Linked DNA regions of Homo sapiens: region 1 is linked to region 2. Evidence: chromatin loops called from intact Hi-C (ENCODE). Cell type or tissue: HCT116. All regions are shown on one strand. Links, peaks and the distances in the headings refer to the core of each region. The heading gives the core; the rest is flanking DNA.

Region 1 (16,293 bases), core at 4,233-12,232, 300 kb after region 2:
TGTCTTTCAGTATGGAAAATTGTAATTAGAGACACTGTTGCTCTGGGTGATAGTGAGCCATTACTGCCCTTTTCCCAAGCTTGCAGATGGACAGAATTACGTTGCCTTAATAATGAGACACTTAAGTGCCAGCTGTCATACAGCATGGCAGCCCTACATGCTAACAAAGCCTTCATTAAATGGTTTGCTCCCAATAATTTGCCTGCTCTTTTTGCCTTTCTAGCAACTGACAACTTGGCCCCTCCACCCCTCCTTCCAGACCTTCCGTGGACACCCTTAATCACTGCAAGAGCAGCCTGTGCCGTGCTTGGTGAGATGGTAATTTTTTTAATCCTACATGTCTTCATATTATTTTTATGCCCTGTTTCAAAAGTTTTTAAACGAGGTTGGTAGCTAACATTCTGAGCTATCATTCATTCCGTGGCAAAATAATAATTGCTAATTTTCTTCTTCAGAGAACCAGAGCTTTATCAGGAATAACATTATGCAAATCACTATGCAAATGCCAACCAGAAAAGTACAGTATCTGGAAAAAAAGTTCAGATAAAACCTTCAGAACACATCCTAAGTTGGCTGGAAAAAAGAACTGAACATTTTAAACTATAAGGTCACCATGGTAGCAAAGGGAATTTATTACTAATAAGAATTTTGCAAGAAAGCTCTGCACTTAAAATAAAAGAGGTAGGGCATGCCTTCATATTTATTCTAGCTTAATTTATTTATGACATTATGGTTGTCTTTGCCAACTGTTAAGTCCCCTTGGGGTGGGACTCTTCGTTGTTTGTGTGGTGTCTAATGGTTCAAAATGCTTCATGTTCAAACTTCTGAGCTTAAAAAAAATCCTCTATTTTTTCTACTTTCTATATATTTTCTTATCATTAGTATTTTAAACTTTCTCATGCTGAATCTTGTTGGAAGAAAGTTCATGGAAATACTATAGAGAAAAATGCTCAATTCTTTCAAAACATAACTTTTAAGGTATTGGTAAAGAAATTGTGTCTTTTGGGGAGGCCGAGGCAGGCAGATCACGAGGTCAGGAGTTCGAGACCAGCCTGGCCAACATGGTGAAACCCCGTCTCTACTAAAAATACAAAAATTAGCTGGGCATGGTGGTGGGTGCCTGTAATCCCAGCTACTTGGGAGGCTGAGGCAGGAGAATCATCTGAACCCGGGAGGCGGAGGTTGCAGTGAGCTGAGATCATGCCATTGTACTCCAGCCTGGGCGACAGGGTGAGACTCACAAAAAAAAAAAAAAAAAAAAAAGAAAAGAAAAAAGAAAAAAACAAATTGTGTCTTTAAAAACTATACATTATTCCTCAGGACACACCCCTTGAAACACCTGGAAAGAAGCCTGGTTTCAGCATAAAAGGAACTCCAACACTGTTTATTTCACGTGTGAGATATGCGTATATTCAATGACCAAATAAAGGAAAAGTTATTATTTAGTAAGCTTTTTGGTAATAAACAGGAACTTTTAAATTTTATTCTGTCTTTTTAAAAGACCAATTATTTAAATTTAAGAGAAGAGTATTTGAAAGGCCTTCACTTTAAAATTTACATAAGTAAAATATATACCCAAATCTGACCAATATGATAGCCAGAGGAAAACAAAACCCAAAGGCCTGCCAGGCATGGTGGCTCATGCCTGTAATTCGAGCACTTTGGGAGGCCGAGGCGGGCGGATCACCTGAGGTCAGCAGTTTGAGACCAGCCTGGCCAACAAGGTGAAACCCCATCTCCACTAAAAATACAAAAATTAGTCTGGCGTGGTGGCACATGCCTGTAGTCCCAGCTACTTGGGAGGCTGAGGCAGGAGAATCGCTTGAACCTGGGAAGTGGAGGTTGCAGTGAGCCAAGATTGCACCACTGCTCTACAGCATGGGCGAGTGAGACTTCGTCTCAAAAAAAAAAAAAAAAAAAAAAAAAAAAAGGAAAAAACCCAAAACAAACAAACAAAAACAAAATCCGAAGGTCTTTTTGCTTTAATATCTCACTTGCCCTGACCTCAAATCCCCAACATAAAATCCCTTTCTATGATGCAAATCTTCTGTCAGAAGGTGTGGACATACTGCACTAGAGTCAATCAAGCTGGGCTGCCCACATCTGAATCATGGGGTGCTTACTGAAAAACGCAGATCCTTGGGCCCCACCCAGCTCTACCGAGTCAGGACCACTATGTCTGTGTGGCCTGAGATTTGCATTTTCAGCAGAGTCAGCACTCTAAAGTGCTAATATTATACCATGAAAAATTAGGAAGGGCTAATTTATGAGTTCCCTTATAGAGGCCCCTTCAGGAAGGAGACAAAGAAGAGTTTTATAACGGGAGGGTAGGGGTGGTGGCAGGGGGCGATGGGCCTCAGGGAGAGTTCAGAGATGGAAAGGGGATCAAACATGGAAAAGATAGAAGGTGGAAGCTCTTGAAGAAAACTTCAGCGACTTAACTCCTTTGTCCAAGGCTAGACAGCCACAGAACTTCCTGGGGTGATAGAGCTCTGTACCCCACATCCCCAGGCTTTGGTGTCTCATGACACTGAACAGAACCCCAGCTACTACCTACATTAATTAACAACTGTGAGCCTCAGTTTTCCCATATGAACTGGGTATAAAGTAGAGTTTTGATGAGGATTAAAAGTAACTCAACCAGGAAGATAATTTAACATGATGGTTAAGGGTGTGGTTTTGGAGTTGGGCTTCCAGGCTTCATGTCCCAGCTCCAGCATTTACTACTTGTGTGACCTTGGCAGGTTATTTAAACTGTTTGCACCTCAGTTTCCTCATCTATTTACTGATGCTAAAAAAATTAATATATAGCCCTTTTTTATATAATAAAAAAATTAATATATAGCTAAAAAAATTAATATATAGCAGTTGGGGGGAGTAGGGGTTAAATGAGAAAATACATGTTACAAATCTGTAACAGTACCTAGCATATAATGAGCAAGTCAATAAATGTTACCACCTCTCATCATTATTTCATATATAAAGCAGCTGGCACCTGGTGGGAATTTAATAAATGATAGCTATTATTAGTAGAAATAATCACTCCTGGCTTCAAGACAGGCCAAAACCCTATTACATAATCCTGGCTGAGTCCCCATGCCTTGTTCGTAGTCTGTCATAACAGTGCCATTGAGGTTATTTGGGATAACATGTGGTTAGGACAGTTATTGTGCAGTGGTATATGCACATATAACTGAGCAGAGAGGTTTCTGAATGTTTTATGAAGGTGTGTGGGTGGAGGGGTCGAGTGCCCTGGGGAAGCTGCAGGAGCCTCTCTCCCTCCTTCTGCTTGGAGAACCTGGCAGCTGTCGCAACAGCAACAGCAGAGAGATGGACCTTTTGGAAAGTAATGGACACACTAGAAAAATATTTGAAAATCCATGACCTGTACTTATTTGATTCAAAGCCTATCATAGGAAAAGCCTATCACATTCCCTCAGGAATCTGTTGTTGTTATTTGCCTGCTCACCACAGCAAAGACTACTTCTTTTTCAAGACTTGAAACAATTATAATATATGTATATTTTTTTCTGATGGGCACTGTGTTTTAAGCTCTCTGTTCTTAAAATTTACAAATTTGTATTTGCTGCCCAGTTCTTTATTCTTTGTTGCCACATAAATCCTGCAATCTTGGTAGAAAAATAAAGAATACAGGAGAGCTGTTTGACCTTTGCTCCTTGCTGGGCATTGGTGTCATTTATAGTTATTAGAGTGGGGACAGAACGGAACTCATTGATGACTGAGCGGGTGGGGAGAGAAGGAGGAATGGCAAGCGGGGAAGGGAAAGGAGAGGGAGGAGAACACAGATTACTACAAGAATCTCATGTTGTGCTTTCACTTTGGGCAAGTATAACACTAGTAGTCCTTTGTGGGAGCTCGAAAAGGCACATGGGGGAAATAAGTCTCTGGAATAAACAGTATGACCTTGGCTGCATGGCTCTACTAACTTGGTTTTGCAGAACTGAGATAAATGGATACTAGTGAATTTGCATCAATTCCATTTAAGGCTTTAAAAAGACATATGGATAACATTATTGGCTACAGACCCTTAAGAAAACTAAGGTAAGTTCCTCTCAAGGCTCAAGCTAAGTCTTGTAGCGGGTAAAAATAGAAAGCCTTAGGCTGAAAAGCTGAAGGTCTCTATGTTACCATTGCTGAACCATTGGTTTACTGGGCAGTAGGGCTGGGGATCAATCTAAAAACCTGTCAAGCATGGTTCTTTTTAAAAATAAAACAAGGCCAGGTGCGGTGGCTCACGCCTATAATCCCAGCACTTTGGGAGGCTGAGACAGGTGGATCACTTGAGGTTAGGAGTTCAAGGCCAGCCTGGCCAACATGGTGAAACCCCATCTCACCTAAAACTACGAAAACTAACCTGGCATGGTGGTGTGCGCCTGTAATCCCAGCTACTAGGGAGGCTGAGGCAGGAGAATTGCTTGAACCCAGGCGGTGGAGGTTGCAGTGAGCCAAGATCGCACCACTGCACTCCAGCCTGGGTGACAGAGTGAGACTCCATCTAAAAATAAAATAAAAATAAATAAATAAACACATAAGTAAAACAGACAGCCTGCTTGTTCTCATGGAATACATGACAACAGTAAGCAAACGTAAAAATGCACAGCATAAACCACAAAAATTTTAATTAATAAAAAATGTAGTAAGAGAGGAAGTAAGAAGACTTGCTGTCAGTGTAAATATTCTAAAAACAGTGCTTCTTTAGATCAGGCTAAAATTAATGTCACTACTAAAGTTTCAGACAACTTAGTAATTTGGGCTAAGAAATATTTATTGAGCACCTACTTTGTGCTGGATACTGTGCTATACCATGGGTATATAGTGATAAACAAGGAGATAGAGGCTGGCTTCAATGTAAGGACCTTACACTCTAGTGGGAAAGATTAAAAAACAAACAAACAATGATGCAAATGCAGGACCCATAATGCAAGAGTACATGGCACTTAATAGGTGTCACTTTGGGAGCCCTCTACTGATAGCTACAGAGAGTGTAAGCTGTTTTCGAAGAATTAATGATCAGAGAGATCATCTTGAAGACAGCATTTAAGTTGGACCTTAAAGGAAGCTTAAAACTTCAACAAAGATGTGGAGGGGAAGTTCTTCTCAAATGAGGCACAGCAATGGTGGATACCTCTGCTTAGCTGGGCTGCAGGGTGTGTTTATGAGAGAAGTGAGATGCCAGCTGGTGTTACATTGAGTGGTTTGGACTTCATGGAGAAATACTGAGCCACCAATATTTTTGAGCAAGAAAGTGACGTGATCAAAGAGATAATTTAGGAAGCATAATCTGGTCGAGTTGGGCAGAAGGATTGTCAGGAAGGGGGTTGGAGGCTGGAGATCAAACAAAAGGGTGAAGTCAGAGGCTCAGTGGGAATGATCCAGTCCAAATAGGATATAATCCATTGAAACAGAAATGAAAGAAACTGTTAATAGTCAAGTTTTATGGTTTAGAAACTAAGATGTTAGTAAAGAAAGTATTTGATTACCAGCTTGACAGTGTCTAGGTAGCTTTGCTACATTCTGAGACTACAAACTGCTTGCTCCAATCAACTCAGTAAAAATAACTGCATTTCTAATATTTTTATTGTTCAACTAGATCCTCTGTGACAGCATCTAAGGGGAGCATAAACCAAAACCTAAAAATACATGCATACCATTTAGTCTGTTTTAGGAACATTTTTGTACTTGTGTGTGTGTGTGTGTGTGTGTGTGTATTCAGTAATTTCTGGGCGAGGAGCTTAGGTAGAACAAATCAATTTGAAAATGGCAATGTTAGCCTTGCCAAGGTTGGCTTTTTAAGAAGATTATGAACCATTATTTGGGAGGTTATTCTATTTTTTTTCCTGAAGTACAACTTCTTATTCCCGAGGAAAAATATTAAACATTCTGATAATGAATTATGTGACAGACGAGACTTACAGCAAGCTGTTCTGCAATTCGTGCCACAGGAGAGTGCTGTTACCTGTGAACAGTCTGACAGACTACAGGAAGAACTTGGCTTAAGTCTCTCAAAGAAAGAAAGAAAGAAAGAGAAATTGGAAAATGAAGTTTGAGATACTGGCTTTAACTTACGATAATAATGGGTATTCAAAATGGAAAAGAAAACTTGGAATTTTGAGAGGTGTGGAAGGGAGAGTTTAAGCATATGATACAGGCTACTTCAATATATATCATTCCTTATTCATTGATGCTGTTGTTCCCCTCTTTTCTCTACAAAGAGTTACAAACAAGAGAAAAATTAAAGAATTGACAACCAGGGCTTAGCCACTTGGTCATAGTCCATTGTGCGAGCATATGCTCCATATAATATTTATGAAGGATGATATTTGTAATTGGTAGGAAAATGATCTAGGGTGCTGCTATGAATTAGAAGGTGCATGTAATTAGGGATCTATTTCCCTGAGCAATTATCATTTTACAGGTAAAGGTCTGGTCTGTAATCTGAGGTCATTAACTCTTAAATACAATGCTGCTAAAGAAGTCTTCAGAGTTTTCACTCTCAAAGAGGCTGTCTTGAATCCTTCAATTTAAATACGGCTTTCCTCCCATTGTGCTCTTTTTTTTTCTTTTTTATGTGTCAGATGTACTCTCTTTTCTAGAAAAGAATTATCTATTACTCATACTATTTGCTTAACTCTCTCTTTTCCAGTTAGTTGATAAGTTTCATGAGGCTCTATATCTAGTCATCTAGCTGCGACCTCCTCTCTGAGCTTCATATTTCTTTTCTTTTCTTTTCTTTTTTTTTTTTTGAGACAGAGTTTTGTTCTTGTTGCCCAGGCTGGAGTGCAATGGCACAATCTTGGCTCTCCGCAACCTCCCCCTGCCGGGCTCAACAATTCTCCTGCCTCAGCCTCCCGAGTAGCTGGGATTATAGGCACCTGCCACCACGCCCGGCTAATTTTGTATTTTTAGTAGAGAAGGGGTTTCTCCATATTGGTCAGGCTGGTCTGGAACGCCCGATCTCAGGTGATCCGCCCGCCTCAGCCTCCCAAAGTGCTGTGATTATAGGTGTGAGCCACCACACCCGGCCTGAGCTTCATATTCTACATCCAGCTGCCAACTCAACTTTTCCACTTGGATATTTAATAATCACCTCAAATTTATCATGGCCCAAACAACCCCTCACCCCAAGCAAACCTGCCTCTCCCGCAGACTTCTCAGCTGCAAACCCAGTAGCCATCACTGACTGCTCTGTCCTTCACACGCTATGGCTAGCCCATCAAGAAAGAAGTCCCTGTCACTCCAACCTTCAAATATGCACTGAGTCTACCTGCTTCCCATCATTTCCACTGCTACAATCCTAGTACAACCACCATTTTATCTCTGCCATTACCTTTGCACTTGCCTCCTTGGCAGAGGGATACTTTAAAAGGGGAATCAGTTCAAACAGAGGGATACTTTAAAAGGGGAATCAGTTCAAACCATTTCCCTGCTTAAAAAACTCCAGTGGCTTCCTATTACAGTCAGAGTAAATTCTAAGCCCCTTACCCAGTCTGCCAAGACTCTGTGGTATCTGACAGCATCTGTCACTTTCTCCTTTATTCACTTCGGTGGGCCAGTTGTAATAGCCTTCTTTTAGATTCTTAGAGAAGCACAGAGCCCTTGCAAGCTTCTTTGTAGAACTTTCTCCAGATCTAGTCTGCCTTATTTGCCATAGTATCTCCAGTACTAGAAAGAGTGGCTAGAATGTGGGAGACACCAGGCCGGGCACGGTGGCTCACCCTGTAATCCCACCACTTTGGGAGGGTGAGGTGGGCGGATCACCTGTGGTCAGGAGTTCAAGACCAGCCTGACCAATGTGGAGAAACCCTGTCTCTACTAAAAATACAAAATTAGCCAGGCATGGTGGTGCATGCCTGTAATCCCAGCTACTCAGGAGGCTGAGGCAGGAGAATTGCTTGAACCCGGGAGGCAGAGGTTGCGGTGAGCCCAGATCACGCCATTGCACTCCAGCCTGGGCAACAAGAACAAAACTCCTTCTCAAAAAAAAAAAAAAAAAAATGTGGGGGACATCAGTACTTGTTGGCTAGAGGAATGAATAAAATTAGCATTGTGGAAGTCAAATATTATAGTCAAAGTATTATCAAGACCAGGGCAAATCCAGATCACCTAGAAAACTGAGAAAAATGGAAGAAGGAGATGTTATATATATGAGAAGAGATATATATATATGAGAAGGTTTATACAGAAGATATGTCTTAATATGATAGGAATCCATTGTATTCTAGAGATTATGTTATCATAAGAAACAATATACTAACAGTTTTCATAATTCTTTAATGATAATACTGAAACATTCCTTAAGACAAGAAGAGGTAATATTTAAAAGTACATTCTAAGTCCATTTGTGCCTGATTTTTGCGTAGACGACTCATAATAACAAGTATTTTGCATATAAATTTGAATGTGGGAAAAGTATAGGGGCATTGCAAATGAGAAATGTGACTATTCAGTGAACGTTTGAATGCGTACTGATGTAAATGGTGACAGCATACAAGACCACTTTCCAAATCAAGCCCCAAGTCAAATGCCTTTTTAAATGAAATTAAATGTAAACAAAATACTAGTTGCAATGTTGGACAACAAAATTATATAATTAATCTTCCACCTTAGGCTATTTCTTTGTCAATAGCACAATCTTCTACTCTTTCACAAAGGTCTGACAATTGACTTCTTCTATGGTTGAAGAAGGCCTGTTACCAAATGAGCAAGCCTATTTATTGTAGAATTTAATTCAACTTTCTTGCTTGCCCATTAAGAAACACATACAGAAAACTTTCATAAAGAAACCTTTTAACTTTTCTTCCCTAAGGATTGCTATTAAAAAGCACACCAAAGCAAGGAAGATTTGAGCTATTTTAAAATATGTAACCCATAGTAATGAATTAATTACCATATAATACTTAAAGCTTTGATTATTCGTACATGAGAGCTTCCATTATTAATGATTGCTTATGAAATTAATCTTTCTAATTTCCATTATGATTCAAATTAACTTGATTAGTTGGTCTCATGATTCACATTTCTATCAACCTCTACTTTTAATTTCTGAAGCATGAAATGACATAAAATGTCTTTGGGGGGAAAAGCACTTAAAATTAAGATTTTACTTTGATGTAGTAAGTAAATGAATTGAATTAGATGAATAGCAATTGAACTTTGTTTTCATTCACACACTGTCCTCTGGTGTTTAAATGTCTACATTGCATGTTAAAATGAGAACCCAAGATCAAATGCAAAAAGTTAATAGCTTCTTGCACTTAGGAAGGTCCGTTTAACTTTGTGTTTGGTCTAATAATTGTCTGCCCTATCAAGATTGTGAGTAAATGGATAAAAAATTCAAATGACTTGATAAAAACTAAGCTCAGTGCTTTCTAATAATACAAACTGCAGGTTTATAGAACATATATTTATGCTGACAGGATACAGACTACCTTTTTAAAAGTGCACATGGAGATTTCTTTTAAAGTGAAATCATTCAGTACTAAAGAGTTCACTTCATTTCCCCCCTACATTTTCTCACTTAAGACTCTTCACTAGAGGTTTTGACAAAGGAGAATTTAGTGATGGTCTAGTGCAGCCATCAGGAGCAATTAGGCCCTGAATCAGGGCTTCGTGCTCATTTTGGAATTCTGTAATCCTAGCAAATATTTCCCAATTGCTTTAATTTGATCATTTTTTCCAACACCTTCTCTCTCTTGATTTAAATTGAAACCAGAGTTAAAATTTTCTTAATGTTTTTTGTTTCAATTTAGTTTACAATTTATATATGTGTGTGTGTATATATACACACACACATATACACACATATACATATGTACATATAAATACACACACACACACACACACACACACACATATACCTTACATGTCTCATTTTAAATCTTTTGGATTGGCTGGAGTCTGGGCTTGTGGATTTCATTGTTTTTTAATTTTTTGAGCAGTCTTTTGCCCCATTGTCTTCTAAGTGATGACTGTAATCATGCTGCCTTTTCAAATGTCATGAATCTAATTTTATTTGTTTAGTAGAGTTGACTGAGGAAGCCTGGTGAGGTCCATGACCAGGGTCTGGAAAATGATAAATGTTAGCCTCAGGGAATTTATCATTTTATGACAATATGTTCACTGAGGGAAAGTCATTCCAAGTAATTAGCATGATGCCGTCAGGGAAAAGCTACTTTTTGAGAGCAATGATTTTTTTTTTGCAGGTAAACGTATTTATCTGAAGCTGGAAGAACACTTTCAGACATAATGGGAGCATTCCCTCATGGAGCATGAGGGTGGCCTAAATGACCTTGTAAGTGATTGTTGACACGAGGAGTCTGTGACCCAGAATATGGTTTTATAAATTTCCCACCGCAGGGCACTGATGAACGACACCCAGCAAAACCTGGACACGTGATCTCCAAAACATGGGAAATTTACGCTTGGAGTGATTTATGCCCAGGAAAATTAGGACTAGCAATCATTTGATGCTGGTTCTTGGAGGACCTTAAAGGATTTAAACACTGAAAAATGAATGCATCATACAGGTCACTGCCTCAATATATTACAGCCCTGAAAATTACACTGGGATGTTCTGTTTTTGAAGTCTCATGAGGGCAGAGGGCATCCCTGGCTTTGCCCACTATCAAATTCACTGCACCTAGCAAAATGTCTGGCATGTAATAAGCATTCAATAAACATTTGTTGGAGGACTGGATAGTGAAATTTGGCATGGTAAACCAAAACTATTCAGATTATAATATTTTAAACTTTCCACTATTGATTATCTATCTTTTGTCTGTCTGTCCATCCATCCATCCATCCATCCATCCATCCATCCATCCATCCTTATATCTAGAAAAAAGACTACTCTGAAATTTGTGAGAACTAATATGAATGGCTTCATTTTTTATAAATAAAGGACTTACACCGGTCAGGCGCAGTGGCTCATGCCTGTAATTCCAGCACTTTGGGAGGCCGAGGCGGGCAGATAGCTTGAGCTCAGAAGTTTGAGGCCAGCCTGGCCAACAGGGTGAAACCTTGACTCTACTAAAAACACAAAAATTAGCTGGGTGTGGTGTCTTAAGCCTGTAATTTCAGCTACTCAGGAGGCTGAGGCAGGAGAATCATTTGAACCCGGGAGGCAGTGTTTGCAGTGAGCTGAAATCGCTCCACTGCACTCTGGCATGGGTGACAGGGAGAGACTCCATCTCAAACAAACAAACAAGCAAGCAAACAAACAAACAAACAAAAAACTTACTAAAGTCTTTAGCTAAAGACTCAACAAAGAAGTTTAAGAACAATGCCTGCTGCCTGACTGGCATGGATGAAGTCACTGTGGCTTGAGGTCTGGTCCTCAGCTTGACAGATTCAGATCCTGGATTTTGTGGCTCAATTGCTGATGTTACTATTACCTCAAAAATTTGCTATTACTACCAATAATAGGTTTTTGTTTGTTTGTTTTTTTTTTTTTTTTTTTTTTTTTGAGACAGGATCTCACTCTGTCACCTAGACTAGAGGGCAGTGGTGTGACTGTAGCTCACTGTAACCTTGAATTCCTGGGCTCAAGTGATCCTCCTGCCTCAGCCTCCTGAATAGCTAGGACTACAGTTGCATGCTACCATGCCCGACTAATTTTTAAAAAATTATTTGTAGAGATGAGGTCTCACTGTGGTTACCCAGGCTGGTCATGAACTCCTGGCCTCAAGTGATTCTCCTGCCTTGGCCTCCCAAAATGCTGGGACTACAGATGTGAGCCACAATATCCACCTAATAGGTACCATTTATTAGGGGTTTAATAATCTGCCAGGCTCAGTGTCTTAAATCTATCACCTTATTTTATCCTCACAACAACTTCCTGTGATCAATTTTATCATTGCTATTTTTTTTTTTTTTTTTGAGATGGAGTTTCACTGTTGTTGCCCAGGCTGGAGTGCAATGGTGTGATCTTGGCTTACTGCAACCTCTGCCTCCCGGGTTCAAGCAATTCTCCAGCCTCAGCCTCCCAAGTAGCTGGGATTACAGGCATGTGCCACCATGCCTGGCTAATTTTGTATTTTTAGTAGAGATGGGGTTTCACCATGTTGGTCAGGCTGGCCTTGAACTCCTGACCTCAGGTGATCCTCCCACCTTGGCCTCCCAAAGTGCTGGGATTACAGGCATGAGCCACCGCACCCGGCCATCATTGCTCTCATTTTTATAGATGAAGAAACTGAAGTTCACAATGGTTAAGTAATTTGCTCTAAATTACACAGCTATACTGAAATAAAAACAAGAAAGCCAATCTTACAATAAAAAGAATAGAACTTAGGTATTACAATAAAGACATTTTAAGAAATACTTTCAATATAGTCAGAGAAAAAGAAACACCAATTCAAGGTTACAAAAATTGTAGTTTAGCTTAAATATCCAGTCTTCTCAGTGTGTCTCTGTGACTACAAACCCAAAAATCTACTTCATGAATGTGAAGCCCCGGTTCAGTGGCTACCTCTGCCTCTCGATAAGTCGTGGGATATTAACTGTTTCGGAAAAGGCAGCCCTGAATCTTCCTTCGCTACTGGAAGGCCACTGACTGCTTCCCTGTCACTGCTGTAACTTCTCAGTCCTTTATTCTGGCCAGACTGGGTATGGACCCCAATCTTTGATTAGCTTTAGCAACACTGTGGAGAGTAACATGAGTTGGATAATGTGGCTTGCCAGATACTGTTTGCATGCTTGAGCTTGGAGCCATCAGTAGGAATGTGGTGTAGATTCAGTCTGGGCCTGTCTCTTTGTTCAACTTTCCTTAACTCTTACTATTTAGGAGGACGCTAAGCACTCTAACCCCAGGCTTATTGTATTAGGAACCCCCTGGGTTTGGGTTCAAGTATCTTTATTTAAAAGCTTCCCTAAAAGACTCTTATTTTTTATTTTTTTATTTTTTAGACAGAGTCTCGCTCTGTCACCCAGGTTGGAGTACAGTGGCACAGTCTTGGCTCACTGCAACCTCCGCCTCCTGGATTCAAGTGATTCTCCAGCCTCAGCCTCCCAGTAGCTGGGATTGCAGGCGTGTGCCACCACGCCCAGCTAATTTTTATATTTTTTAGTAGAGATGGGGTTTCGCCATGTTGGCCAGGCTGGTCTCGAATTCCTGACCTCAGTTGATCTACCTGCCTCAGCCTCCCAAAGTGCTAGGATTACAGGCGTGAGCCTCCGCGCCTGGCCAAGAGACGATTATTCTAAGTGAGGTAACTCAGGAATGGAAAAACCAAACATCGTATCTTCTTGCTGTTATGTGGGAGCTAAGCTATGAGGATGCAAAAGTATAAGAATGATACAACGGACTTTGGGGACTTGGGGGCAAGGGTGGAAGGGGGACTATAAAAGACTACAAATGGGATACAGTGTATATTCCGTGGGTGATGGGTGTACCAAAATCTCACAAATCACCACTGAAGAACTTACTTATGTAACCAAATACCATCTGTACCCCAATAACCTATGGAAAAAAATTTTTCAGAAAAAAAAATGAAAGCTCCCTCAAGGATTCAGAGCAACTAGATTGTGGAAACACAAGTTAAAAACCTTGAAATCCAGGCCTGAAAGAGTGAGGTCAAGGGACAGAGTGGGGAGAGAGCAAAGGTGTCCCCTGCAACACCACCACCCCTGCCTAAGACATACCCAGTTACCTAACAGACACCTTCCTCTTTCTGTGATGACTGACACCAGGAGGCTCCCTCCCTCCAGGGAGACCAGACTAACCAAGACCTAAAGTCATCTTTACTCACAACACCATTCATACAAACACTTCTTTGGGAGAAAATCATACAATGACCGTCATCATAATAGTCACTGACCACTTACTCTGTGCCTGGCATAGTCTAAGTGCTTACAGATATTATCTCAATTAATAGACTATATATGTATCTATATTGATATATATGATTGTATACATAGATTATTATACAGAGATACACGGATTATGTAGATATAATAACTTATGTGAGGTCAGGGTAGGGTTTTGGGTAGGGAGAGAAGTTGTTTTGAGACACTAAATAATGAAAAATAACACTATTTCCTTGTTTGTTTCCTTTTTATGTGCCTCCCACTACACTTTGAGAATAGTGAGCTCAGGGACCATGTCTGTCTTACTCACTGCTCTATACCATGTGCATATTGCAGTGCACGGCACACTGGAGGCCCAAAGATATGTATCAAATGCATGAATAAAAGGGAACTAAAATGCTGATAAAAAGTGTACTTTTACACTGATAAAAAGTGTATTTTTTGTGAGAAAACCTAAATGGGAAACCAGATTACATTCAGATTCAGAGCAAAGAAGGTTATTTGGAAGATACTGTTGGCTGGTAGCACCACACAATGATGCCATCCATCTCTTTGACCATTTCTGCTAAGAGGGATTGTGATCAGCGCACCCTCTTTCCTGAACATAAATGTGTTTTTGTTTTGTTTTTAAATAACAACTTTATTTACATACTACACAATCTACCCCTTTAAATTGTACAATTCAGTGGTTTTAATATATTCACAAAGTGACACACCCATCACCACTCTCTAATTCCAGAACGTTTTCATCACCCCAAAAAGTACCCCTTAGCAGTCGCTTCTTATTTGCCCTTCCCCTCAGCCCTTGGCAACTACTAATCTCCTTATTGTCTCTATGGATTTGCCTATTTTGAACACTTCATATAAATAAAATTATATATGTTCTTTTTTGTCTGGCTTCTTTTTGAACTTAGCATAATGTGTTCCAGATTCATTCATGTTGCAGCATGAATCAGTACTCCATTTCTTTTTATTCCCATGTACTATTCCATCATATTGACATACTGCATGTTGTTTATCCACTCTTGAGTTGATGGACATTTGAGTTGTTTCCAATTTTCAGCTACCATGAATAGTGCTGCTAAGAACATTCATTCACATATGAGTTTTTGTGTGGACATGTATTTTCATTTCATTTCTAGACATGGAATTGCTGGGTCACATGTAAAACTATAGGAACTATCAGACTGTTTGGTAGAGTGCCTACATCTTCTTAACAATCCCATCAGCAATGTATGAGTGTCCAATTTCTCCACATACTTTTTTTTTTTTTTTTTTTTGAGACAGAGTTTCGGTCTTGCCACCCAGGCTGGAGTGCAACGCCATGATCTCCGCTCACTGCAACCTCTGCCTCCCGGGTTCAAGCAATACTCCTGCCTCAGCCTCCCAAGTAGCTGGGATTACAGGCATATGCCACCACGCCCAGCTAATTTTTGTATTTTTACTAGAGATGGGGTTTTGCCATGTTGGCCAGGCTGGTCTCAAACTCCTGACCTTAAGTGATCCGCCCACCTCAGCCTCCCAAAGTGCTTGGATTACAGGCATGAGCCACCTTGCCCAGCCACCATATACTCTTCATTACTTGTTATTATCTTTTTAATTTCAGCCATCCTAGTGGTATCTCATAGTGGTTTTATTTACATTTCTCTAATAAGTAATGGCATTGAACATCTTTTCATGTGATTATTGGCCACTTATATCTTCTTTGAAAAAACATCTATTAAATCTTTCATCCTTGGCCAGGCGTGGTGGCTCACCCTGTAATCTCAGCACTCTGGGAGGCCGAGGCAGGCAGATCATGAGGTCAGGAGTTCGAGGCCAGCCTGGCCAACATGGTGAAACCCCGTATCTACTAAAAATACAAAAAATTAGCCGGGCATGGTGGTGGACACCTGTAATCCCAGCTACTTGGGAGGCTGAGGCAGCAGAATCACTTGAACCCGGGAGGTGGAGGTTGCAGTGAGCCAAGATCGTGCCATTGCACTCCAGCCCGAGCGACAGTGCAAGACTCTGTCTCAAAAAAAAGTCCTTCATCCATTTTGTAGTTGTATTATTTGTCTTTTTATTGTTGAGTTGTAAGTGTTCCTTATATATTCTGAATGCGTTATTGAGTTTATGATTGCAAATACTTTTCCCCATCTTATGCATTGTCTTTTCACTTTCTTGGTGGTATCCTTTGAAGCATGAAAGTTTTAAATTTTGATGGTGTCAAATTAATTAAGCTTTTCTACTGTTACTTGTACTTTTGGTATTGTTCTTAAGAAACCATTGCCTAATCCAAAGTCAAAAAAATTTACGCTTATGTTTTCTTTGGAAAGTTGTATCATTTTAGCTTGTACATTTAGGCCTATGATTGATTTTGAGTAGATTTTTATATATGGTATAAACAAAAGTGGTTAAACTCACGGAATTCTTTCTTGCTGAAACTTCCAGGCTCAAAGTGGACCTTTTTTTTTTTTTCTTTTTTTC
Region 2 (16,293 bases), core at 3,086-11,085:
TATTGATTCTTGAATGTTACAGTATACTTACATTCCTGGTATAAATTCTACTTTTTCATGATGTATTATCTTTTAAAAATATGATTAAAATATGACTGAATGTAGTTTACTAATATTTAAAAATAATTTTACATTTATTTGTCTTTGTAGTCTATTTATCCCATCTGTTCTTGGATTCTTTTTTTCTTCTGCCTAGAAAACTTCCTTTAACAGTTCTTGTAGAGAACATCTATCTGCTGGTGATGAATTCTCTCAGGTTTTGTTGGTCTGATTTTCTGGATATAAAATTTTACACTGACAATTTTCTTTTTCTTTCAGTACTTTAAAGATGTCAAATCATTTTCTTAGTCTTATGTAGTTTCTGACAATGAGTCAGTTGTTTTCTATCTTTGTGCTTCCATGTCTTCTTTCCCCTCTATGCTTACTCTTCTTTTTTTTTTCTTTTTTTCCTTTTTTTTAAAATTATTATTATACTTTAAGTTTTAGGGTTTTCTGTCAGTGATTTTCAGAACTTTATAATGTGCCTTTGTGTAGTTTTTTGTTGTTGTTGTTGTTTACTCTGCTTGTGTTTGATGCAATTTTAAAATATGATTGTTTATACTTTTCACTATATTTTATATTTTTTAGTCATTGTTTCTCTAAACTTTTTTGTCTCTCCATGTCTCTCCTCTCCTTCTGGAATTCCAATTGCATATATTTTAGAAAACTTGATATTGTCCCACAGATCAATGATACTCTGTTATTTTTTTCTTCAGTCTTTTTGTTCTCCATGTAGTTCATTTTGGATAGTTCTGTCTTCAAATTAACTAACCTTTTCTTCTGAAGTATCTTGTCTCTTAGTAATCCCATGCAGTAATGTGCATTTCATGTATTATAGTTTTCACTCCTAGAAGTTTAATTTTGATTTCTAAAATATCTTGTATTTATCTTCTTATCATTTTAATGTTCACATTGGGGACTGCATTTGGAGTCTCATACCACAAGGCTCAGTTTGGGCTTTTTCTCCCCACACTATGGCCTGGAATCTCGTTCTGAAATAATCACAGAGGTTACCCTGACTATTGTTCAGTGTCTAAAAACCATCAAAGTATATATATTTGCCTGTTTTTTTAGTGATTTAATGCAGGAGGGCAACCCAGTCCCTGTTACTTCATTATAGCCATAGCCATCATTTGGGAAATATATTTTTGCTGGGTATAGAACTCTAGGTTGACAATATTTTTGCTTTCAACATGTTAAATTATGTTTTGATTTTCAGCAGGTTAGAGATGTTATCTTCTGGCTCATGGTTTTGACAAGAAATTAACTATTATTCTGTTTCCAGTGACTTTTATCCCTGGGAATAGGCCAAATTTTCCTGCTGCTTCTCATGTCTAGTATTTTTTATTGGATGCTGGACATTTTTGTTCTACATTCTTGTATGTCTGGATTTTGTTTTCTTTCCAATTTCTGTCTCCTCAACTTCATGAGATCTTTGTACTTTGTTTGGATTCTCCTACCTGTGGCATGGTCCAGAGTGTGTCTCCATATAGAAAGCCAGAATGATCATAGGACCACTTTATTTGATTTCTTTTCCTCAGGGATCACTTACATGTGCTGCTTATTTTCCAATATCTGAAGGTATTGTTTTTCTACATCATGTTCAGTTTTCTAGTTGCTCACAGTCAGAGTGCAAGTTCAGTACCAGTTACTATGACACTTTTGCCAGAAGCAGAAATTTCATTACATTATTAAAAATAACTATCCAACTAAAAGCAAATAATAAATAAGAGTTTCCATACATTAACCAAAGAAGAGTTTGTCATGAAGCATGAATTATCATTAATCCAATCCCACACCCCTGAAGTCCTTTTCAAAATAAGTTTTTTAAAAAGCAATTTCACATTTGTGTTTCCTAGTATTGCACACAATGCTGAAAGCCCACATCTTTAGCAATATATAATTTTTGCTACAACACACAATTGTGGGGCTGGTATACAACCTTTATTTTTCTCTGTCATGGCCTAATTCCCCTAAGTATTATAAAGAGGTATTATATAGAATAAGAGTATTTGTTATTTGGGACAGACTCAACGATTTCTGGACTAACTCTTCCAGAAGGATAAGGGTGTACTATGAACTAAGTTTTCAGAATTTACTCCATGCTCACACTATTCTTTCTCCCTTGCACATCTCATGTCATTCTACTTCTGTTAAAGTTCCATCCCTTCTTCAATATTCAGATAATATGTCACCTCCTTTATCTATCCTTTTCTTGTCAATATATTTAAATCAAGACTTAGCTTTTTCTCCTGTGTTTCCAAATCTCTTTGTTTGTGCTTCACATGGGATATTTATCACATTCTAATTTGTTTTGTAATTATTTATGTACATGTCAAGTTTTCTCCCCAGTAGGTTGTGAGTTTATGAAAGGCAAGGACTAAATCTTAATTTTTAGGCTGTTCCAGCACTTGTACTGTGCCTGTCAACAGTGCTCAGTAAGTCATTATTGAATAAATGATGGAGGAAAATAAAAGGGCCTACAAGACAATCTTCCCTTAATCCACTGCTTTTTCCTAATCCATTGAGTCTAGTAATGCAGGCATCACTGTTCTCTGAATGTGTGCTTCAAAGGTCAATGCTCCTGATGTGGCTGAAGCTCATGCCAACTTCTCTTACTCTGCATTGCTGTGGAGAGTGACTATTCACTGCATTGGTGGTAAGCCTTCATATTTTTTTCTCCCTTTCTTCTGTTATATTTCTCTGCTAGTCCCCTACCCCATTTCCAGTATCCCTCAATCACTAAGGGTCTGAAAGTTTCTATAAGCTAAGGTTATAGATGGCAGTTTCCAGTAGTTTCTGTATGCATACCTACCCATGGAGAGTGGGAGTGTGTGCGTTTCAATGATATTTTTTCAGTCCCTCTTTGGTGCAGCTTCTAGCATTGAGCATGCTGGGCTCAGTGGCATTTTGTTTCTTTAATCTTTCTTCTCTTTAATGTGCTTGTTTACTTGTCTTTGACCACACTCTGATTATTCTTTGGAAGGCTAAGTGAGCTGAGGGTCATGAGTGCAACTCAAGCAGAGGAGGGCTTATTAATGCACTTTAGGCTATTAATTGAAATCAGTTCCTCAGCTGTTTATGGAGAAACACCTTCCCAATATCATGTTCTGTCCTACATACTGGACATGCCAAGTTGAGTAAGCATCGGTTTTAAGGAATTTATTGTTTAAATGGAGAGATTGATAAGCAAACAGAAAGTGAACATATGGTGCCAGAGTACAATAACAAAGGGTGGGTAACAAAGAGGATGCCCTGGAAATGTAAAGCGGAAATAACTCTGCCTGAGGGAAGTAAGTATGGCGTGTCAGTATCTTGGAGAAGGTTATGTCTAAGCTGGGTCTTCTAGTATTAGTAGGAGTCCATTCAACAGAGAAGTATAGATAGTTCAGTAAGAAGATATAGAATGTGCAAAGGCACAGAGGCATGAAAGATTATGATTTGTGTGGTATGTTTGGGAGGATGGCAGTGAGAGGAAATTGTTGGGAAAGTGAACCTGAACCAGACTTTGCACTTTTTATGGTCTAAGAAATATGCATTTGTTCCCATAAGCCAACCTTTCCTAATTTTTGGTCATATAATTTCCACTTTCACATATTTGTACAATATCTGTACCAATGTTTACTTAACACTTTAAAAAATCAACTTTAACTCACTTCACTTAAAATAGTTTATCAGGCAATATTGGATTATTTTTAAAAGGATGGATATCACATATATGAATCAGAATAGTAGAACGAATACTTGCAAACTCATTATTCAGTATAAGAAGTAGAACGTTATTATCCAACTTAAGAATGAAAACATTTCATTGCTTTATTTGTATGATTCTTCCCTGTGTCATCTCCTTGTCTCCCCTAAAAGGTTAGTACAATCCTATACTTTGTATTCATTGTTCCCTTGCTTTTTGAAGAATTGTCTTATTTCATATGAATATATCCACTAACAGCATATTGTTTAGCTTAGTTTGGTTTTGAATTTTAGATTTTGATTTGTGGCAGCCTTGTGGAAAAAAAGATGGGTACAGGAGCAAGCCTGGAGGAAGGGACACCTTGCAGATGATTGTCAGAATTAGAATCTAGAAAAGACTATGTTTTGAAGCATTTAGATTAAGGAGGGGAGAGCGATTAAGCAGGGAAAGTGAAGAATGGCTATGATCTATTTCAAAGGCAGAATTGCTGAAATCAAGGAATTATTTTAAAGTAATATATTTTATTTAGTAAGAGCTCCTTTAGAAACTGCCCTTTATAATGTTTCTTATGGCAGAAATATGAAAGTGTTTGTTTAGTTTATTGACACAAATAGTTTGTATTTTGACCTTTGTTGTGCTAGTGGTTCCCTGTGTTTTCCAGGGAACAAAGAAAAGCAACTCATAGGTCTTCATCCTAGAAGATCTGCACGGTGACTTTTAAAGACTAGTAGGTAAAAGCCATCTTGTGTACTTTTGAAGAGTATTCAAGGTGTGGTATTTTATGATCCAACTAGGCAGCTGAACCAATATGCAGATCTTGGTTTTTTAACTATAAAACAAGTCTTTCTCCCTAGGCCATGTCTTGAATTTGTTTTTTAAGCTCACCACACCCAGCTTTTCCCCATATTTAGTTTTAAACAAAAATCTCACCATATTTCTGTAATTAATCTGTACAATATTGCTACTGTTTTCAGAGTAACTTTGGAAAGCCCCAACACTTTGGGCAATATCTGCAAAATGCAGTTAATTTAATGCTATCTACATTAAGGGAGATTTTAAACTTTAAAACAAGAGACTGAATTAGCCAGTTTTATTGAGACTAGAGCAATTAACTTGTAATTTATGGTTGGCTCAAAAAGGTCACTCACTAGAAGTGGGTGTCTGGGTACTCCCCAAGTCCTCAAGCTGACCTGGATTGGGCAATTTGAGCAAAGCAGAATGGTTTGGAAGAAGCATTCTCCAGCCAAGAGGACACTCATGTTATTGCCAATTAGACTTGGAAACTGGTTCAACTTGCTGGGTCAAAAACAGCTAGACAGCAGGAGTTTAAAAAATACAAAATGATCACTTGTGAAAATGCAGGTGGAATACAATAAATGTCAGGTTAATTTAAGCCATCTTTGGAGAGTCAATACTCTTCTCACTTCCCAAAATCATTATTTAATTGAGCAATTTCTTTAGTTCAAACCAGACTGGTTGTTGAACAAACTGTCTTACAGACTAGGAAACCCAGTCGCTAGGAGATAAAATGTCTAGGATAAATTAGCATCATTCAGCAGTAGTGGGATTCAAACAGGCCCCAGTGGTTCTGCATATCATCACTTGGCTGTAGGCCTCTTAGACTATTTAATTCCATTAAACTAACATTTATTTAGTGCCTATTATGTAAAAGTTCTGTACTCAGCACCCTGATAATGCCACAATGCTTTCCTAAGGGACTGGGCAATTTGGGGAAATGTCAAACAGTTTATAACAGGGTCCTCTATCTATTCATCTCCCCCAAAGCTGAACTGATTGGAAAAAGGAGGGAGGGTGTGGGTCACTGTGATCAGAGAACTTGATGGTTGTGACTCCGTTGTCCCATTCTCCCCCGTGGAAATTTTCAAAAACTTGGGGTGGGGAGCCTAGTGAAGAAAGGGATTTGGTGGTTTGAAGGATTTTAAAAAATGAGATCTTAGCATCTATTATTTGATCCTAGATCTATGACCTAATCCTAACAAGACATAATGCATTCGGGATTTAGTGGCCACTTTTATGGGTTGGCACATATTTCTTCTGCATCCCTATTCACCCAGCCATTAATTTTATTTTAATATATACTTGTACTCTGGCATTTTCTCCTCTGAATATTTTATTTGTATTTTAAAATTTTTTAACCTCCCGATGATTGATGGGGAGGAGGGGAAGGACAAGACACGAAGCAGACAGATAAGCTGACAAAAATGACAAAAAAACCATTTTAATGTTTAAATCAGAACAGAAAGCTGTTTATGAGTTGTGATCTATTGTTTGGTACTGAAAAGTAACAGAGGCATAATTAAATCTTTTACCCAATGCTTTATCCAGAGAGATCTTTTCAGAAATTTGGGCAGTATTTATCTTATAAAAGCAACCCTGTTTTTTTTTTTTTATGGAAGTCATTTATATGACTTCTATGATTTATATGACTGGTCATTTATATGATTGTTTAGCTTAGTTTGGTTTTGAATTTTATTATAACCATGATATCTGGACCTAAGGTCCCAAATTGAACCTCTCAATATCCATGGCATTGCAAGCATGACTATGCATGCAGTGGGGAAAATAATATAATGTATTTGCATAGGTTTTTTTTTCCTTTTTAAAGCCCTTTCACATCTACTAGTACATGAAATTGTGCCACTTACTAAAATTCATTGTTAATTTCATTTTTCTAATGAATATTTGGCCACCATCCTGTAGACCAGGTTATAGATGCTTCACCTATTACCTGAGGGTTTTGTTTGTGTATTTGTTGAGCTAACTTTTTAACTAAAAATTTTAAGGTCAAAAAGTACATTTGGTGGTCTTTTTATTGGGAGCCCAGACTGTGAGAAACTCTTCTAGAGTCCTCTCTTAAAATCCAGATACTCTTTTGAAGGATTATGTAACTAAGTAATAGCTTAAAAGGTAATAGTTAATATCTTGGCATGTATTAGTTGGCAGTTGTTGAAAAGGAGAGGAATTTTAGGTGGTAAAGTAAATTACCTGGAAAGGGAGGATGCCTCTGGAGGAGGGGGAGCATTAACCACGACTACTAGGAACAAACTCCACCTCTCCAACTACAACTGTGACCTCATCTCTCACTAACCTTCCCCATAAAACTGCTTAGTCACCTCTGGTGGCAAATAAAATCTGTCTCTAGACTCTAAGTTATTTGGGGGGATGAACCCTTGTCCCTCACCATTGCTTTCCAGCCTGTCTTAGCATACAGTAGAGAATCAGGAAATATATGTAGAATAAATGAAAACTTTAATCCATAATTTGATGCCTAGTTGTAATATTTAAGCTTCTCTCTTGTGCTATCTTTGTTTTCAAAAGGAATAATGCTGGAGCATCCCAGAAATCGAAATGTTTATCTTTGTCTTAACCTCTAGAAAGGAATCCCATTTTTCTGTGGGATAATAAAAATAATAGACAACACTTACTGAATGCTTATTGTGTCCTGGGCACTGTCCCATCATTTTATACAGTCCCTCACTACCAGCCCATTTTACAAATAAAGAAAACATGGCAGATAATTTAAGTCTACTTGCTTATAAGTTTCCTCTCTTAGTGTTAAAAAAGACAAAGGTGCTGAATGGCGATGACAAAAAAAGTCCCTTCTATTTGTTTTTAATTAAACTTCATTGTAGACTCAACAAAAATTAAATGCAAACAGAAAGAGAAAAAAAGAGGAATTCATCCCTCAGAAGCCCATCACAGTGCCTAAGTTTATCAATGCATAACAGTCTATTTAGTTCATTCCTACGTGGATGTTTATGTTGGAGCTACATTCACAGTTAAATACGTCGTATTGTGGAGGAGTTAAGATAGCGCAAAACTATGTCCACCAGGTGGCACTCATCCCTCTAGATGAGGGGCAGAAGTTGAGGGGGAAACACTTCTGATTGTGTTGTCAGCACCCTTGGCAAAAAGATTCAAGTACTGACCTTTAGTTTCCTGGGCCTACAGCTTTTTATCCAGGGTGAGTTGAGGAGCTGTCAGACACCCACAAGTGCATCCTGCCTATTTTGCTATAAAGGAGAGGAAGTTCTCAGCTGCATAGCAGTACGGTGTAGTTGATGGATGTAGGGTTCTGTTTCAAATCCAAATTCAAATACAGGTTTCTTCAAATCCTAGGCCTACCAGTCACTAGTTGTATGACTTGGGCAAGTTACTTAACCTTTCTGTGCTCCAAGATCCTCATGTGTGAAATGGGGACAATCACTATACCTACTTCATTTTCAATTGCCTGGTTTAACAGTCCTCTCTGCTCACAGAGGGCCCAGATAAATGTTCTATGAAATGGAATTAATTATGTGACCCTTTAGTAGCTGGGCATTAAAATGCAATTAAAATTTTACTTGGCTCAGAATATATGATCAAAGAGATGAACTTGAGTTTCAGGCTTTTTTGTTGTTATTGTTTTTTTATTTTCTAGAGATGGGGGTCTCACTCTGTTACCTGGGCTAGACTGCAGTGGCACAATCATAGCTCACTGTAGCCTTGAACTCCTGGGCTCAAGTGATCCTCCCACCTCAGCCTCCCAAGTAGCCAGAACTATAAGCATGAACCACCACACATGGCTAATTTTTATTTTTTGTAGAGATGGGGTCTTGCTATGTTGCCCAGGCTGGTCTTGAACTCCTGGCCTCAAGTGATCTTCCCACCTCAGCCTCCCAAATTGCTGGGATTATAGGCATGAACCACTGCACCCTACCAAGTTTCAGTTTTAAATGGTAAAGTAAAGCTATGACTATTTACTAGATGTAGATTACTCATAAGAGCAAGAAATATTGATTTAGCCTCTCCAGTGAGCCAGTTTAGTCACTTCTCTAGGTGCTTTTGCTGCAAAGATGAGCAAGACAGGTCCTATCCCCACTCCCATTAAGCATATAATGTAGCAGGGAAGATAAATAAATAATGACATAAAAGTAAACAATTACAAATGTACAAAGGAATGTAAAGTAGATGGACCTAACCTAGTATGGGGGGTTAGGGAAGGCTTCCAAGAGGAAGTGGTTGTAGAGAATCAGGTAATGAAGCAAAAAGAAAGTGGGTAAGCATTCCAGGCAAAAGAACTGGCATTTGCACAGGTCTTAAAGTGGAAAAAAGCCTGCTAAAATCAAATACCTGAGAAAAGTCCAGTGTACCTGAAGGGGAGAAAAAGTGGGACAGAGAGGCTGGCAGATGGAGAGGTTACTTACTGGGCAGGAGGAAGTATTAAAGGGTTTTAAATGGAAAAGTGACATCAGATGCTGTTACTCTAAGAACTGCACTTTTCAAGAGGTCATTATGCAACTTGGGAGGCTGCGGTGGGAGTATAGCTTGAGGCCAGGAGTTCAAGACCAGCCTGGGCAACATGATGAGAACCTATCTCCACAATTTTTTTTTAAATTAGCTGGGTGTGGTGCCACATGCCTGTAGTCCCAGCTATTTGGGGTGGGGGGCTGAAGTGAGAGGATCGTTTGAGCCCAGATGTTTGAGGCTGCAATGAGTTATCGTCATGCCACTGCATTTCAGCCTGGGTGACAGAATGAGACCCTGTCTCTAAAAACATTAAAAGAAAAGATCATTATGACTGAAATGAGGAGATAAAGAGGCTAGTTTGGTGAGGTAAGACTGTATTGAGAGCGTCCAAGGCAAAACCTTTTGTATTATTTCAGCCTGATTATGATGGTAGCCTGAACCAGTGTGGCAGGAAGTAAATGGCTTTGAGAGACTCTTAAGGCATGTGGACTTGACAAGATTTGTTGATTAGATGTGTGGAAGGGAGGAATCTAGGTATCTGACTTAAACAAGAGTGTTGATGGTATTACCATTTCCCAAGACCCAGAGAACATTGGAGAAATAGCAGTTTTGGAAATTTAAGTTAATGTGCTCATTTCAGGATAGGATGAGTTTGAAGCCAAAGACATATTCAAGAGAAACTGTTAAGAAAGTACTTCTATGTATGGAGCTCGAAAGGAGACTGGGGTTGTTTCAGTAGATTTAGGAGTTGTCACCATAGCTATAAATTGAAGCATGATGAGACCTTCTAGGGAGAAAGTGAAGAGTGAGAAAAGAAGATGTCCTGGGTCACAACTCTAGGGAACCTCACCATTTTCTACATTAGTAGAGATGAGGGATCAATACTCAGTAATGAAAACAGAAAGAATAGTCAGAGGTGCAAGAGCAAAATCAGAAGGCTCAGTGCCCTCCCCCAAAAATAATAAAGAAAGAGGAAGTGGTCAATGGTATTGAAAGCTCCTGAAAAGTCAAAGATGATGAGAACTAAAACATATTCTTGGTCTTGGGGACAAGGAGGCCATTGGTGACCTTAGCAAGATCAGTTTCTACGGAACACTAAAGGCAGAAGCCAGATTGCAATGAGTTGAAAGGCTAAATGTAACGTGAGAAAATGATGATGATAAATGCTGAATATAGTTGGATTCATTCACTGACACATTTTTATTGTGTGTCTGCTCTGTGCCAGATGCTCTGCTACATACTGGATTTGATATGGTTAGGCTTTGTGTCCCCACCCAAATCTCATCTTAAATTGCAATCCCCAGGTGTTGAGGGAGAGACCTGGAGGGAGGTGATTGGATTGTGGGAGTGGTTTCCCCCATGCTGTTCTCGTGATAGTGAGGGAGTTCTCATGAGACCTGATGGTTTTATAAATGGCAATTTCCCCTGGGCTTTTCACTCCTCTCTCTCCTGCTGCCTTGTGAAGAAGGTGCCTGCTTCCCCTTCCGCCATGACTGTAGGTTTCCTGAGGCTTCCCCAGCCAGGTGGAACTGTGAGTCAATTAAACTTCTTTCCTTTATGAATTACCCAGTCTCGGGTAGTATCTTTTTAGCAATGTGAAAATGGATAATACAGAGTTCTTCTGGGTGGATGTCATAGAAACAATACTGGGACAAGGTAATTTCGGATATTAATGAGAGTGGTTTAAGTGATGGCCACAGGATCTTAGCTAGATAGAGAGAAAAGTGAAGGGATCAGGGACTGACGAGTATTAGACAATAGAGTGAGGAAGCTACTGGAGGTGTCAATAAACTTAAAGAACCAGAACTCCTGGAGTAATTGCTACAACCATGGAATAGGAGGTTGTGTCCAGAGACTAAGATTTCTGAGTTCTTGATGTGAAATGTTGATGTGGCTCTAAGAATGGGTGGCTGAAATGAAGGAGAAATGATGACGCGGCAACCAGTTATCTCTTAAAATGCAAGTCTGGATATGTCATGCTTACATATAAAACTTTCCAGTTGCTCTGTGGAAAAAGATTTTTTAAATCCTTAACATGGTCTATAACGCCTGCTCATTCCTTCTGGCCTCGCCTCATGATGCTTCTTTCCAGTCACTGGTCTTTTCAAGGGCTGTTTTCTTGGCCTAAAATACTAACGCCCTCACCTAGCACAAAAGCTTTATCAAGTTAACCCCTACTCAACCTTCAGTCTTTAGGTATCAGCTTAATGTCACTGCCTCAAAAAGAGCCTCCTTTTCCCTCAGAGTGGCTCCATGAACTTTTCCTTCACAGCAATCATTATAAGTTATTTGTGTTTGCGTGATTTTTAAAAAAATATTTTTGTGTTTCTCCCACAAATGTATAAGCCCCAGAAGAGTAGCAGTTATGTAGGTTTTGCTATTTGTTATTTTCCAACAACTAGCACTGTACCTAGCACATAGTAGGTGCCTAATAAATAATTGTTAAATGAATGGACAAATAAAGGGGTTAAGCAATTTGCCCAAAGTCATTAATTGAACCTACTAAAAGTAACATTAATATTTATATTAATATTTATAAAATATATTCATTAAACTTTATGCTTCTGTGACATTTTTCATGTATGTCATAATGGGTGAAGGACACGAACAGATACAACAGGTAGTGAAGAAGACAAAAATTTAAAGAGATGGTGATAGAAAACAGGAAGGAACACATCTTGGAGGTTTGGAGGTTTGCTACGCCCTGAAGTCTCCCCTGGGGTTTCTGCCACGGAATGAGTGTTGTGCCAGAGCCAGATGGCCTCTTCCACAATTACAAGAGGCCTTATTCTATTCCGGTCTCTCCTTCTGCCTGACCATTGTGGAAACTCTAACCACATGCAAGCCTGTACACAAGCAGTGAGTGCAGAGCAACCCCTGCACTTTCTGAGTATTGGCTGCCAGACTAAGTGAAGAGAAGGTCAGTTTCTCAGCAGGCCCGAGCCTGTCTCAAGTCTAGACCTGCCCATCTCTTCTGTGAGTATATTGAACATTCATTGGTATCAAGATGGCTTAACCTACTAGCTGAGGATTTTGTGTGTATTTTCTTGTAACCCTATGGCCTTTCTTCCATTTTGCAGCTAGACGATGGGCCATCCACTGGCTCAGAGAAAAAAAAGAAGTGTTTCTCTGACTTGAGTTCAAATATATAAAGCCTACAGGGAACAAGGCATTCTCAGGAGAAGTTAGTAGATTTGAGAGGATACGCAATGACGCAGGAACAAGATTTCCCACTGCAAAGGATCATTTGATGGGTCAAGAGTAGTAAGTGTCCCTGACTATCAGAGGGGAAATAAAAACCATGAGCTGCTGGTTTGTTTTGGCTGGGAGACAACAGTAATCTCAGGAGGGAAGTAGAGATTGCTGCCCCTAGTTGCACAGAGAGCTTGAAGAGGCTTCAAGATGTCAGAATAGAAATGGCTATGGGGTGTGGCTATGGAGTTTGTCTAGATGCATGGGCCTGAGGCTGCCTCACAGAGTGCCCCCAGCCCAACTTGATGTGCATCTAGGGAATGATTCCTGTATGCTCATGAAGAACACAGAATTGCTGAAGGCCCTTGGATAGCCCCTCAAACCCCACCCCAGGCCCAGTGACATGCTGGGGCCTCAGGAAGAACTTTGTCAGCAAGGACAGTCACTGGACCAGAAGGAGCCCTTTGGATGGGTGCAAGGCCCATCCAAGCAGCAGTCTGAGTAGTTCAATCCCTGCAGGCCAATGGGACAACAGATCTCAGTAGATGCCAACTTGGATACCTGTCTATTTTTCCTAGCATTTGATCCCCTCAAACTTAGGCCTGACACCATGGAAAAAGAGAGAGGGAGGTCTTTAAATTGCCTAGGATTACATTTCTGCCACTCAGATGAATCTAAACCTGATATGAATTGTAGACATTCACTATTTTCTGTATTAAAGAAATGCACCTTTTTAAAATTAGAAATGGACTCATATTTCTTGCCCACTTGAGTCTGTGGACAGAGATTAACATTCTACACACATATTGCTAGTTATTTTTTCCTGCATTCATGTCTGGTCTCCAGAGCTAGACTGCAAGATATTCAAGGCTCCAGAGTAGCCCTCTTTTCTTTCTACTAAGCACTTTGTACATAACAAGACACATTTTGAGAGAAATCCTATGGAATAGGATGTGAATAATTGTTTTGTTTATACATTATTAACTAGAACATCAGTTCAAGGGTTTCTCAGCTCTGATTTCATTTATAAGTTGTACAGTTTTCCCCAAGTATTCATTTTTCACATTAAGAAATAAATATTGTCAAGCACCACCACAGGCAAGGTCTTACTTCTACCTCTTCCTGGGGATGTAGTCCTTGTCCTCAGGGAACTTGTTATTGGAGATGTAGACAAGTTGTAGCTGATTGCATTGAACATGCATTGAGTTTAGGACAACACCTAGGAGGTTTTGTTGCCTGTTTTGAAATACATGGATAATCTGATTGCAAAAGTGATAAATGTTTAATTGAGAACACTTGCAAAATATAGAAGTAAACAATTGTACCCATAAACTCAGAACCTGTAAAATTAGAAATAATCAATGTTAACATTTTGGTGTATATCATTATATATGCCTCATAAAAGTGTATCATGATCTATTGGAATTTGTTATTTAAAGAAATCCCTGATATACTACAGTGAATGAGTGTGTGTGTGTCTGTGTGTGTGATTTTCATTTTCTCCTGAAAATGGGAAGATGTTATTATTAGAGTTTCACTGACCAAGTGTATACCATGACCAAATATAGTACACAGGTGAAATAAACTTGAAAATGTATTGCAATTAAAAAAGGTTGAAATTCAGGTTTCTGGCAGCTGGGTAGGGAGGGAAACCAAATAAAATATATACTTGAATCTGATCCGTGATATATCCATGAAAATAGTTCTGTTGATTAACTCAAATGTCACATCCTCACTGACGATCTCCTATAGTCCCTCAGGCAGAATTAGCCAGCTAGTCCTTCAGTGCTCCCAAATATTTGTGCTATCTGTATACAATAATATATTCATTATTTTAATAAAATAATATATATTATTATTTATATGTAATATTTAAGGGAAGAAGAGTAGTGTTATGATTAAGAACATAGATTTTGGATTTAAACAGCTGAAGTCTAATTCCAGCCCTGCCAGCCAGCTATGTGACCTTGGACAAATTATTTAGCCTTTCTGAACCCATTTCCTCATCTGTGAAACAGTAATAATAACACCTACTTTATGGAGTTGCTGTGAGAGCAAAGTAGGACAGTATTTGTAAAGTGCTGACCCACCCCAAGACAGAAAGTCAATAAATAATAAGTGTAATTACTATTATTACAGAACTTGCCATATTGCATTTCAATGACGGGTTTAGGAATGACTCCCTCTTTGGACTGTGAACACCTAGACAGCAGGCCCTGGATCCTGGCCTCTGTCTTTCCTAGCAGAGTAGCTCATAAACAGTAAGCAATCACAGGTGTTTGCTGGAAGATACAATAGCTATGGAAAGTGCCAGACCAAATGCTTCCCCCACCCCCAGAGTCTTGTATAATTACTGAGCTATCTAGAACAAATTCTAACAGCAAAATATTAATTCTTACAATCAACATTATAGAAGGTCATTTCTATTTTTAACACAAACTAATATTTACTGAGCACTTAATATGTGCCAGGTTTTGTTCCAGGGCTTTACGTTTTATTTAAACTACTTTATGAAGTGGATATTGCATCTTCTTTAACAGATTGGGATACTGAGGCCCAGAGAGGGTGCTGTGAACTCTGTGATTCCTGAGATTTTGTTAAGGTAAAGTCCTGGCTCTTTGTCCTTTCCTTTAACTACCGAGGCAGGAGGTGAGGTAGAAAAGCAACCATATATTTTTTTTTTTCTTTAGTAAAACATTTTGCAGAGCATCTCTCTTTTCTTTTCTGGAAAAACAAACAAAAGAAATTCTTGCTTCACTCATAATTTTACCCCTGCTGAGGGTTCCAAATGAGGTCCCTGGAAGGATTTCTCTCCTGCAGAGCCCTGTTCAAGGATGCAAATGAAGGTTACTGTACTCCACTGAGAGTCAGAACCATCCCAAGCAGTAACTATTTTTATTGAGAGGGATTTGAAATAGGCTTTTAATACAACATTAAAAATACATAATTCAAATCTCATCTGTGTGCATGAAAACAATGAAATCACCTGTGAAACCATAACATTATCAATAAGCTAAATAAAATTGAGAGTAGAGGACATTAAGAATTTAAAAACAAACTTGCTCTCAAAGAGAATATTTTATCCCATATGATCCATACTGCTATGTTCATGACATTTATCAATTATTGTCCATGTTGCCTACATGAGTGAAAGATATGTTTTTAAAATTAGAAAAGCCTTGGAATTACTTCAAGTAAGCTGATTGGAATCCTTCCAGATTCCACATGTGTTCCTATTGACCAGAAGTCTTCTGCCTTGGGAAAGTATTTTTATTTCCCTCTGCCGTTCTAGATGTCCTACAAAGACCTGTATTAGGATGGGAAGCATTTTCTGAATCCCAAAGGAGTCCCCCCATTTGCCTGAAAGAGACAGCTAAACCATGTGTTGAGAGAGGCCATTCAAGAAGATGATGTCTCAGAATAATTTTTTCAAACATTCTATGCATACTTTCTTCATTCAGAGTAACAGTTGCCATATGATAGATAAAATGTGGTTCTAAAGCGCATCATATCATTTTTCTTCTTCATACATCACAAAAGATGCAAAAAAATAAAAATGTCCCGTTTAAGAGAACAACTGCCTGGTACCTAGCCTATTTATTCTTTAAAATGTTTTCTTAAAGTTTACCTCCAGAATTAGACACAGAAACAGCAGAGGCCACTACACTGGCTTGAGATCAATTGCTACTCTTCTCTGGGAAAGTAAATTAATTAAAAGGAAGTGGGGAAAGACTAGGTCCTTGAAATATGAATTCTGCCTGATTTTCACTAACATTCCTGTAACAATAATAACCTAAAACACATTAAGTAGAAAAACTACTTCCATCTAGTGAAAGTATCTTCTGATGTACTAATAAGAATTATATGTGAACTATATGGTAAATTTTTAGGCCAATTAATCATAAAGGTAGTTGGTGCCTGCTCAGGAGTGCTTTCTGTAGTAAAACAGGCAGCCCTTCCCTGGAAAAATACTTTGAGAAATACTAACATTGTGGAACTTTGTTCTGGAACTGAGAACAGGATTTCTCCGGCTGCAACTTTTGGAGGGAGATGATGTTTGAAGGGACGAAATGAGAAGTGGAGTGCACTAAGAATGGCAGGTAATGCCTTCATTACACGCA

What was found. A loop is a pair of places that touch in the nucleus more often than their neighbours do. Peaks named below come from ENCODE experiments on the same cell type or tissue, not always from the same donor. Only the 100,000 strongest peaks of a DNase experiment are listed, where the experiment ranks them.
Region 1: a loop joins it to region 2, with 8 times the contacts of the local background. A loop is called at or near these places in 22 of 110 quality-filtered maps.

Annotation. Positions count from the first base shown.
Region 1 is chr2:191,512,602-191,528,894 of GRCh38, forward strand. It overlaps LOC107985833 (a long non-coding RNA gene), which reads left to right and starts at 3,991. Exons shown (of 3, transcript XR_001739229.1): 1 at 3,991-4,062; 2 at 10,224-10,312. In HCT116, for the core only: a CTCF peak has its summit at 9,220 (motif pointing left); a DNase peak (open chromatin) is centred at 9,220.
Region 2 is chr2:191,210,907-191,227,199 of GRCh38, forward strand. No RefSeq gene overlaps it. Among named protein-coding and RNA genes, the nearest start is that of MYO1B, 26 kb to the right of the region's middle. RefSeq lists an enhancer at 9,879-10,048. In HCT116, for the core only: a CTCF peak has its summit at 7,575 (motif pointing right); DNase peaks (open chromatin) are centred at 6,855 and 7,595; H3K27ac peaks cover 1,071 bases.